Regions from separate parts of the Homo sapiens genome. Here region 1 is linked to region 2. Evidence: read pairs that join two places in POLR2A ChIA-PET (ENCODE). Cell type or tissue: Caco-2. All regions are shown on one strand. Each heading gives the region's core, and the rest is flanking DNA. Links, peaks and the distances in the headings are about the cores only.

Region 1 (4,391 bases), core at 324-4,323, 150 kb after region 2:
GCTTTAAGGGCCAGGCGCAGTGGCTCACGCCTGTAATCCCAGCACTTTGGGAGGCCGAGGTGGGCGGCTTACCTGAGGTCAGGTGTTCAAGACCAGCCTGGCCAACATGGTGAAACCCCGTCTCTACTAAAAATACAAAAAAATTTAGCCAGGCATGGTGGTGGGCACCTGTAATCCCAGCTACTCAGGAGGCTGAGGCAGGAGAATCGCTTGAACCCAGCGAGGCAGAGGTTGCAGTGAGCCCAGATCTTGCCTGGAGTGCCTGGGCAACAGAGCAAGACTATGTCTCAAAAGAAAAAAAATTGCTTTAAGGAGTGGTCTGCTGCCTACTCCACATACAATTTTGACTGAGGAAGATGTAAAAACATGTTCTGGTCTTGGAGGCAGGAAACCTGGTTCTACAACTGACTAGTTATACAATCTCAAACTGGTAACTGGACCTCCTTGGCCCTCAGTTTTCTCCTCTCTCAAATGAGATTTGTGTGAGGAGGGGAAGGGTTAGCACTGTGCTTGTCATATAGGAGTGTTTTACATGCACTGTCAAATAAATATTGCTGCCAATAGGAAGCATCAAGAAACTGCAAAAGCACATAGCACAAAGCCTGCCTCCAAAGGCTCCTCTAAGGCTCCTCATGGGGCCCACAGCAATTATGATCTTGGTCAGTGGAGTCACAGGAAGATTGCTTATTAATTTGTCTTTAAGGAATGGGTGATCTCTAGATGTGCCCAGCTCCTAAAATGTCACATTTCCACCTCCAAAGCCTTTTTGGTTCAAATAAAAATTAGTGACAGGAAAATGAAAATACACAGGATACCCGAATTTAAATAAAATCGAGTTGTATTACAGTTAGGGATCTCTCAGTTCCCCTCCTTCCCTGTTGGAGCATTCACTTCTCTGAGTGCCGTTTTTTTCCAAGTGTCAAGTGGCAGTAATCATTTCTCCTCCTAAGGACAGTGTGGAGGCTAAAAACAAGTTATGTGAAGGTTTCAGCTCAGGCTCTCAGTCCTAAAAAATAAGACTTATTATGAGAGGGTATAGACGAGGTGGTCTAGAACACAGGTTTTGAGGTAAGAGTTGGGTTAAAATCCTGGCTCTGCTGTCCACCAGCTCTGCCACCTAGGGCACGTTATTTAGCCTCTCTGAGCCTACCTCATGGGGTTTGTAAAGATTAAGCAGTGGGCCAGGCACGGTGGCTCATGCCTGTAATCCCAGCACTTTGGGAGGCCAAGGCGGGTGGATCACGAGGTCAGGAGTTCGCAATTAGCCTGACCAACATGGTGAAACCCCATCTCTACTAAAAATACAAAAATTAGCCAGGCATGGTGGTACACGCCTGAAGTCCCAGCTACTCAGGAGGCTGAGGCAGGAGAATTGCTTGAACCCGGGAGGCGGAGGTTGCAGTGAGCTGAGATCGCACCACTGCACTCCAGCCTGGGCGACAGAGTGAGATTCTGTCTTTAAAAAAAAAAAGAGAAAAAAAGAAAAAAAAGGCCAGGTGCAGTGGCTCACATCTGTGATCCCAGAACTTTGGGAGGCTGAGGTAGGCAGATCACGAGATCAGGCATCTGAGACCAGCTTGGCCAGCATGGTGAAAACCCATCTCTACTAAAAATACAAAACAAAAACAAAAACAAAATTAGCTGGGCATGATGGCAAGTGCCTGTAATCCCAGCTACTCGGGAGGCTGAGGCAGGAGAATCTCCCCTGAACCTGGGAGGCAGAGGTTGCAGTGAGCTGCACTGCACTCCAGCCTGGGCGGCAGAGCAAGACTCCATCTAAAAAAAAAAAAAAAAAAGACTGAGCAGTAATGTATGTATGTAGGGCCTGGCACAGAGCAGGCATCCAACGTCCAATATTATAATGAGGTCCCCTTTGCCTTCTCTTGATCACATCACTCTTTCACCTTTTTAACCTCTTGTAAAGCTGAAACGGCTTAAAGTGGCACTTGATTATCCACTGCCTTGTGCTATGCTCTTGTTTTTTGTCTCATGTGCTTAACTCTGTCTTTTTTTCATAAGAAACAAGACAGACCCTTAAAGGCACCATCTGGGACACATGCTTCCTTGATATTCCTTCCAGGGACTCAGGTTTGTGAATGCTCAATACATCTTTGCTGCCTTGAATTGCATCGGACTGATAGCTCTTTCCTCTCTGATTTCTCAAGGTTTCACCCAGATTGAGCTAGAACTCTTGGGGAAAATTGCAGCAGCCTGCCCCAGGTCCCCAGAGATCCAAGCTCTTGGCCTTGCTGAAAATGACAAATGGAGAAGCCAAATGGTCTGAGTGCCTCCATAGGCATCTGACAGCTAAGGAGAGGGGCCGTGTAGCCTCTCCCATCCCCTCCCAGCCACCTGACCCGACAGCAGTGTCAGTGGCTTTGTGGGACAGCTGTGGCCTTGAACGGCACCAGAGCTTAAAAGGCTTGCATTATTTACTTAGCTACTGTTTTAATGTCCAGTTCAGGTTCTACTGACGTCCCAATAGGTAATGGGGAGAAAATGTTAAACAAACATGAAAAAAGTGAGGAAGCTGTAGAGTAAGAACCTGGCTGTGGATTTTCAGCTTTTGTACTGTATTTAGTTTCTCCAGCTGAGCATAAGTCATCAAAAAGCAGAACTTTCCACCCTCCAATTCCTCAATTCGAATAGTTTACCACTAAAAGAGGGGCTAATTGACCCATTGAAGTAAAATAGTTGACCTTTGGTATAGGGCAGAACTGTGGGGTGGGCACACTAATTTGTATATAGTGAGTATAGTTTTACAATTCAAGGCTGTTTATGAGTATTGGGCTACTTTTTAGAATCCAAATCTTTTTTTCTTTTAGAGGTTAAGTCATTCATTTATTCATTTATTAAATATTTATTGAGCTAGAAGCTAGGTCCTGTGAATACAAAGTTTACCTGTTCATTGGGCAAACATCCATTGGATACCCTACATACAGGCCCTGTAGCAGGGGCTGGGGGTACAGCTGTGAAGCAGAAAGAGGAATGGGCCCTCCCATCTCAGACCTGGTGAGGAATAAGAGGCACATGAATGGCCCCTTATAATATAGGGTGGAAAGTGCTCAGAGGGATCTCCTAGGGTGTTAAGAAAGTTCTTAGTAAGAACCCAGAGCTAGACTTGGGAGTTCAGGAGGAAGCAGCAACTAAGCTAAGGCTGACATAAGCAGAAACTGTCCAGGTGAGGAGGTAGATAGTAGAGAGGTGGGAGGGAGAGTTGTTCCAGGCAGAGGAGAAATCATGTGCTGGAGGAGATAGGCTGAGTTATGCTGTAGTAAAAGAAAAAGATGCAAAACTCTCAATGGCTTCACATGAAAAAAGTTTATTCTCACTTGCAGGGAGTCTGATGTGCATTCAGAGCCACTGCCCTCCATGGGGTGACTCAGTGATCCAGGGTGCTTTCGTCTCAAGACTCTGTCATCTCAACATGTGGCTGGGGAGGAAGAGACAGAGAGAGAGCGAGAGAGGCCAGGTGCGGTGGCTCACTCCTGTAATCCCAGCACTTTGGGAGACCAAAGCTGGTGGATCACTTGAGGTCAGGAGTTTGAGACCAGCCTGGCCAACATGGCGAAACCCCATCTCTACTAAAAATACAAAAATTAGCCAGGCATGGTGGCACATGCCTGTAATCCCAGCTACTCAGGAAGCTGAGGGAGGAGAATCGCTTGAACCCGGGGGGCAGAGGTTGCAGTGAGCCGAGATCATGCCACTGCACTCCAGCTCCAGACTGGGTGACAGAGCGAGACTCTGTCAAAAAAAAAAAGAAAAAGAAAAAGAGAGAGAGAGAATGATTTAGCCTTGGAGTGATCATCCAACTTCTGCTCATGACCCATTGTCCAGAACCAGTGACCCAGTTCCATCTAAATGCTACAGGGCTAGGAATGTAGGGGAGCCCATGTGATATTTGGTGGGCAGTGCTGTCTGTGCCACAGAAAGAGTAAGGCATGCTGGGAAACTGCAAGTCCTTCCAAGTGGCTAGAGCTTATTGAGTGTGTGTGTGTGTGTGTGTGTGTGTGTGTGTGTGTGCGTTGGGGATTAGTAGGCAGGGTTGGAGAGAGAAATGATAGGGAGTGAGGTGAGTTGAGGTCAGTCACAAAGGGGCTTTGTAAGCCATGTTCAATGTTGAAGAATTTGAACTTTAGGGCGACATGGAAGAATTTTATTAGGATATGATAGGATTATATTGGCATTTTAGAAAGATCAGACTTTCATATGGAGACTTGGGATGGAGGGGGCAAGATTGGAGAACAGCGAAGAAGCTTTTGCTGTCATTAGGAGAGAGGCAATGGTGCCCTGAACAAGGAAGGGGCTGTAGGGATGAGGGAGGTGGGAACATTCAAGGCTTATGTAGGAAGTGAAATCAGTAGCTGAAGTGCAGGAGAAGAGGGGTG
Region 2 (4,391 bases), core at 155-4,154:
GAGGCAGGGGAATTGCTTGAACCTGGGAGGTGGAGGTTGCAGTGAGCTGAGATTGCGCCATGGCACTCCAGCCTGGCGAAAGAGCGAGACTCATCTCAAGAAAAAAAAAAAAAAGAAGTTACCATTGGGCCAGACGCGGTGGCTCACGCCTATAATCCCAACATTTTGGGTGGCTGAGGCAGGCAGATCACTTGAGGTCAGGAGTTCGAGACCAGCCTGGCCAACATGGTGAAATCCCATCTCAGCTAGAAATACAAAAATTGGCTGGGTGTGGTGGCTCACGCCTGCATCCCAGCCACTTGGGAGGCTGTGGCACGAGATTCGCTTGAACGCAGGAGGCAGAGGTTACAGTGAGCTGAGATTGCGCCACTGCACTCCAGCCTGGGCGACAGAGCGAGACTCCAACTCAAAAAAAAAAAAAAAAAAGATACCGTTTTACATCTGCATGGTAGAAAGGCCTCATTTGACTTGGAGAGCAAATGGAAAGTGTCCCATAACTACAGTAAATGCTTCTCTCTGGCCAGCAGTCTTCTGCCGTCCTGTCATCCTGAAACTTCCCCAGCCAAATCCACCTAAGATTCCTGAGCCACTGGAGCCTCTGGAGGTGAAGAAATATCATGAAGACACCCTCTGCCAATCTATCCCTAAGCCATAGGTTTCTCAAATTTTCCTTTGTGTAAGAGGGGGCATGTTTAAAATACACCTCACCCCAGATGGTGAATCAGAAGCTCTTACTAAAAATTTGCATTCGGGCTGGGCACAGTGGCTCACGCTTATAATCCCAGCACTTTGGGAGGCTGAGGCAGGCAGATTGCTTGAGTCCAGGAGTTCCAGACCAGCCTGGGTGACATGGCAAAACCCCATCTCTACAAAAGATACCAATAATTAGCTGGACATAGTGGTGTATGCCTGTAGTCGCAGCTACTCTGGAGGCTGAAGTGGAAGATTGCTTAAGCCCAGAAGGCAGAGGTTGCAGTGAGCCAAGATCACACCACTGCACTCCAGCCTGGGTGACAGAGTGGGACCATGTCTCAAAAAAAAAAAAAAAAAAAGAAAAAAGAAAAAAAGAAAAATCTGCATTTGTAACAAGCTTGCTTAGTGATTCTGTGGTTGGGAGTGCTTAGACCCTTTCCTGACACCTCCTTGCACCAGCCTAATCCTGCAGTGTGGCTTGAGACTCCCCAGCTCCATGCAGAAGCCATCAAGGATTCCTGACTTAGTTGTTCCTGCCTACTCATGTGTATAGCACCACATGGAGTGTGTGTTTACATAGCTAAGACAAGATGGGTTTTGTGAGGATACAAAAGACCCCTTTGGAGAGCAATTTGGCAATATTTGCCACATGCCATACTCTTTGACCCAGAGAGTGATTCCAAGGGCCTCTTCAATGGGTCTTCTAAATGTTAGAGTCCCCCAGGACCTGGTCCTGGAAACTTCTGCTGCATTCCAGGTGATGTCATACAATTCCATGACTTTATTTTTATATTTTTTATTTATTTTTATTTTTTTGAGACAGAGTTTCACTCTTGTTGCCCAGGCTGGAGTGCAATGGTGCAATCTCAGCTCACTGCAACCTCCGCCTCCAGGGTTCAAGTGATTTTCCTGTCTTAGCCTCCCGAGTAGCTGGGATTACAGGCATGCACCACCACATCTGGCTAATTGTGTATTTCTAGTGGAGACAGGGTTACTCCATGTTGGTCAGGCTGGTCTCGAATTCCTGACCTCAGGTGATCTGCCCACCTCGGCCTCCCAAAGTGCAGGGATCACAGGTGTGAGCCACCGCGCCCAGCCTTAGATTTTTTATTTTTTCTGAGATGGAATCGTGCTCTGTCCTCCAGGCTGTAGTGCAGTGGCGCAATCTCGGCTCGTTGCAACCTTTGCCTCTCAGATTCAAGCAATTCTCCTGTCTCAGCCTCCCGAGTAACTGGGACTTGGGACTGCAGGAGCACGACACCAAGCCCAGCTAATTTTTGTATTTTTAGTAGAGATGGTGTTTCACCATATTGGTCAGGCTGGTCTCGAACTCCTGACCTCAGGTGATCCACCCTTCTTGGCCTCCTAAAGTGCTAGGATTACAGGCATGAGCCACCATCCCCAGCCCAATCCCATGACTTTAAATGTGTCTGTAGACTGATAATTCCCAAACATGGATCTCCTGACCTCTCTCATAAGCTCCAGAGTCTATATCGAGCTCCCTACTTGACATCTCCACTTGAAGGACTAATAGGCAATTCATACTTAACTCTTGATTTCCCTTCTCCCCTCTTCCCCCACCCCGCTCCCAAATCTACTTCTTCCGCATCTCAGTAAATGGCACCACCTTCTGCCTAGTCAATGACACCATTCTTGTTTCCTCTTTAACTAACCTTCTCCCCAGACAGAGTCAGTTCATCAAGTCCCGTCAGTTCTGGATTGGGTCCTAAAATGTATGCTGGTCAGTTTCTACTTCTCTATAAGCTAGGGGTCCATAAACTGCTGCCTAGCTAGGCAGGCCAAATCTGGCATGCAACCTCCTGTTTTTCTATTGTGCAAGAGCTAAGAATGGCTTTTACATTTTTTGAGGGCTGTTAAAAAAAAAAAAGGAGGAGGAGAAAGAAGAGAAGAATGTGCAATAGAGAGCTCAAGTGACCTGCAAGCCTGAAATATTTGCTATCTGACCTTTTACAGAAAAATTTATTTCTGTCAGTTAAGCAAACAAGACAACAGCCTCCTTAATGGTTATCTCTGCTTTTATTATTGCCTGACAATAATCGTACTCATTAACATACCCAGAATGATTTTTTTTTCTTTTTTTCTCTGATTTTTTTTTTTTTTTAAGTAAAGCAGATCAACTAGATTAAAATCCAAACACCCAGCCACAGCCTGAAGGCTGAGGCCACTGTGTTCTGGCTCATGCCTGCCTCTCTGTGATTATCCTACCCATTAATGTCTTACCTGGCCTTCCAAACAGTTTAAGCCCCTACCTGCATCAGAGCCTTGGACCTTGCTGCCTACCTGGAGCTCTCCTCAGCTGTTGTCTCATATACTCTGCTGACTGCTTCTCATCATTTGGGTCCCAACTGAATGTCACCACCCCACATAAGTATCCCCCCCCTTGGGTTACTTTCTACCACATTATCTGGTTTTATTATCTTTATTTTTCTCTCTTTTTTTTTCTTTTTTTTGAGATGGAGGTCTCCCTCTGTTGCCCAAGCTAGAGTGCAGTGGCATGATCTCGGCTCTCTGCAACCTCCGCCTCCTGGGTTCAAACGATTCTCATGCCACAGCCTCCCAAGTAGCTGGGACTACAGGCACTTGCCACTGTGCCTGGATAATTTTTGTATTTTTAGTAGAGATGGGGTTTCACCATGTTGGTCAAGCTGGTCTTGAACTCCTGACCTCAAGTGATCTGCCTGCCTTGGCCTCCCAAAGTGCAGGAATTACAGGTGTGAGCCACCGCGCCCGGCTCTTTTTTTTTTTTTTTTTTTTTTAGGGACAGGGTCTTGCTCTGTAACCCAGGCTGGAGTGCAGCGGCGCCATCATAGCTCAGTGCTGCCTCCATCTCCCTGGCTCAAGCGATTCTCCCACCTCAGCCTCCCCAGTGCTGGGGACTACAGGCACACGCCACCACACCTGGCTAATTTTTTTTTTTTAGTAGAGATGAGGTCTCACTCTGTTTCCCAGGCTTGTCTCAGACTCCTGAGCTCCAGCAATCCTCCAGCCTCTGCCTCCCAAGGTGCTGGGATTATGGGTGTGAGCTACTGCACCCGGCCCTGGTTTTATTATCTACATGGCTCTTGTCACTGTTTGAAAGTATCTTATATATATATCTTTCTTGTTTATTATCACCCCACCCTACTGGAATTTAAGCTCAGAAGAGCAAGGGCTTTGATTTTTGCCTGATCTTTCCCTGAGATCAGGCACAATATCCTGTCCATAGTTGGTGCTCAACAAATACTTATCGAATAAATGAAATACAACATATTATAAAGCTCCTAGCACGAGATGAACATAGAGCAGTTGCTCCATAAATGCTAGTTCCTCTATGTAGTAGGTACAACATTTTAATTGCCATTTTTTATATGGAGAAGCTGAGGTCTGAAACTGCTTAGTGACTTGCCTCAAGTCATACAATGAGTCAGTGTTAGAGCTGAAAATAGAAATGAGAGCTCCTAACTGCAGACCAATTTTTGTCATTACATTTGATAAAACTTGGTATTTACGATTTAGTTTCCACTCTACTAAGAAGTTTTAAATTCTTGGGCACTCTTTCTCTACTTTCACTCAGAGGCTAGTAAAAGATCCACTAGCCTCTCCCAACTCATTTTGCTTGAAAAAACAAGATTTTTATCAGTCGGGTGTGGTAGTTCATGCCTATAATCCCAGCACTTTGGGAGGCTGAGGCATGTGGA

Evidence for each region. ChIA-PET counts read pairs that join two places held together with the same protein. Peaks named below come from ENCODE experiments on the same cell type or tissue, not always from the same donor. Only the 100,000 strongest peaks of a DNase experiment are listed, where the experiment ranks them.
Region 1: POLR2A ChIA-PET joins it to region 2 with 6 read pairs; 2 of 35 experiments call an interaction of 5 or more read pairs at or near these places.

The regions. Positions count from the first base shown.
Region 1 is chr14:75,326,374-75,330,764 of GRCh38, forward strand. No RefSeq gene overlaps it. Among named protein-coding and RNA genes, the nearest start is that of LINC01220, 34 kb to the left of the region's middle. RefSeq lists an enhancer at 2,614-2,783. In Caco-2, for the core only: no CTCF peak of the experiment used is centred there; no DNase peak of the experiment used is centred there.
Region 2 is chr14:75,180,519-75,184,909 of GRCh38, forward strand. No RefSeq gene overlaps it. Among named protein-coding and RNA genes, the nearest start is that of TMED10, 6.1 kb to the left of the region's middle. In Caco-2, for the core only: no CTCF peak of the experiment used is centred there; DNase peaks (open chromatin) are centred at 2,523 and 2,913.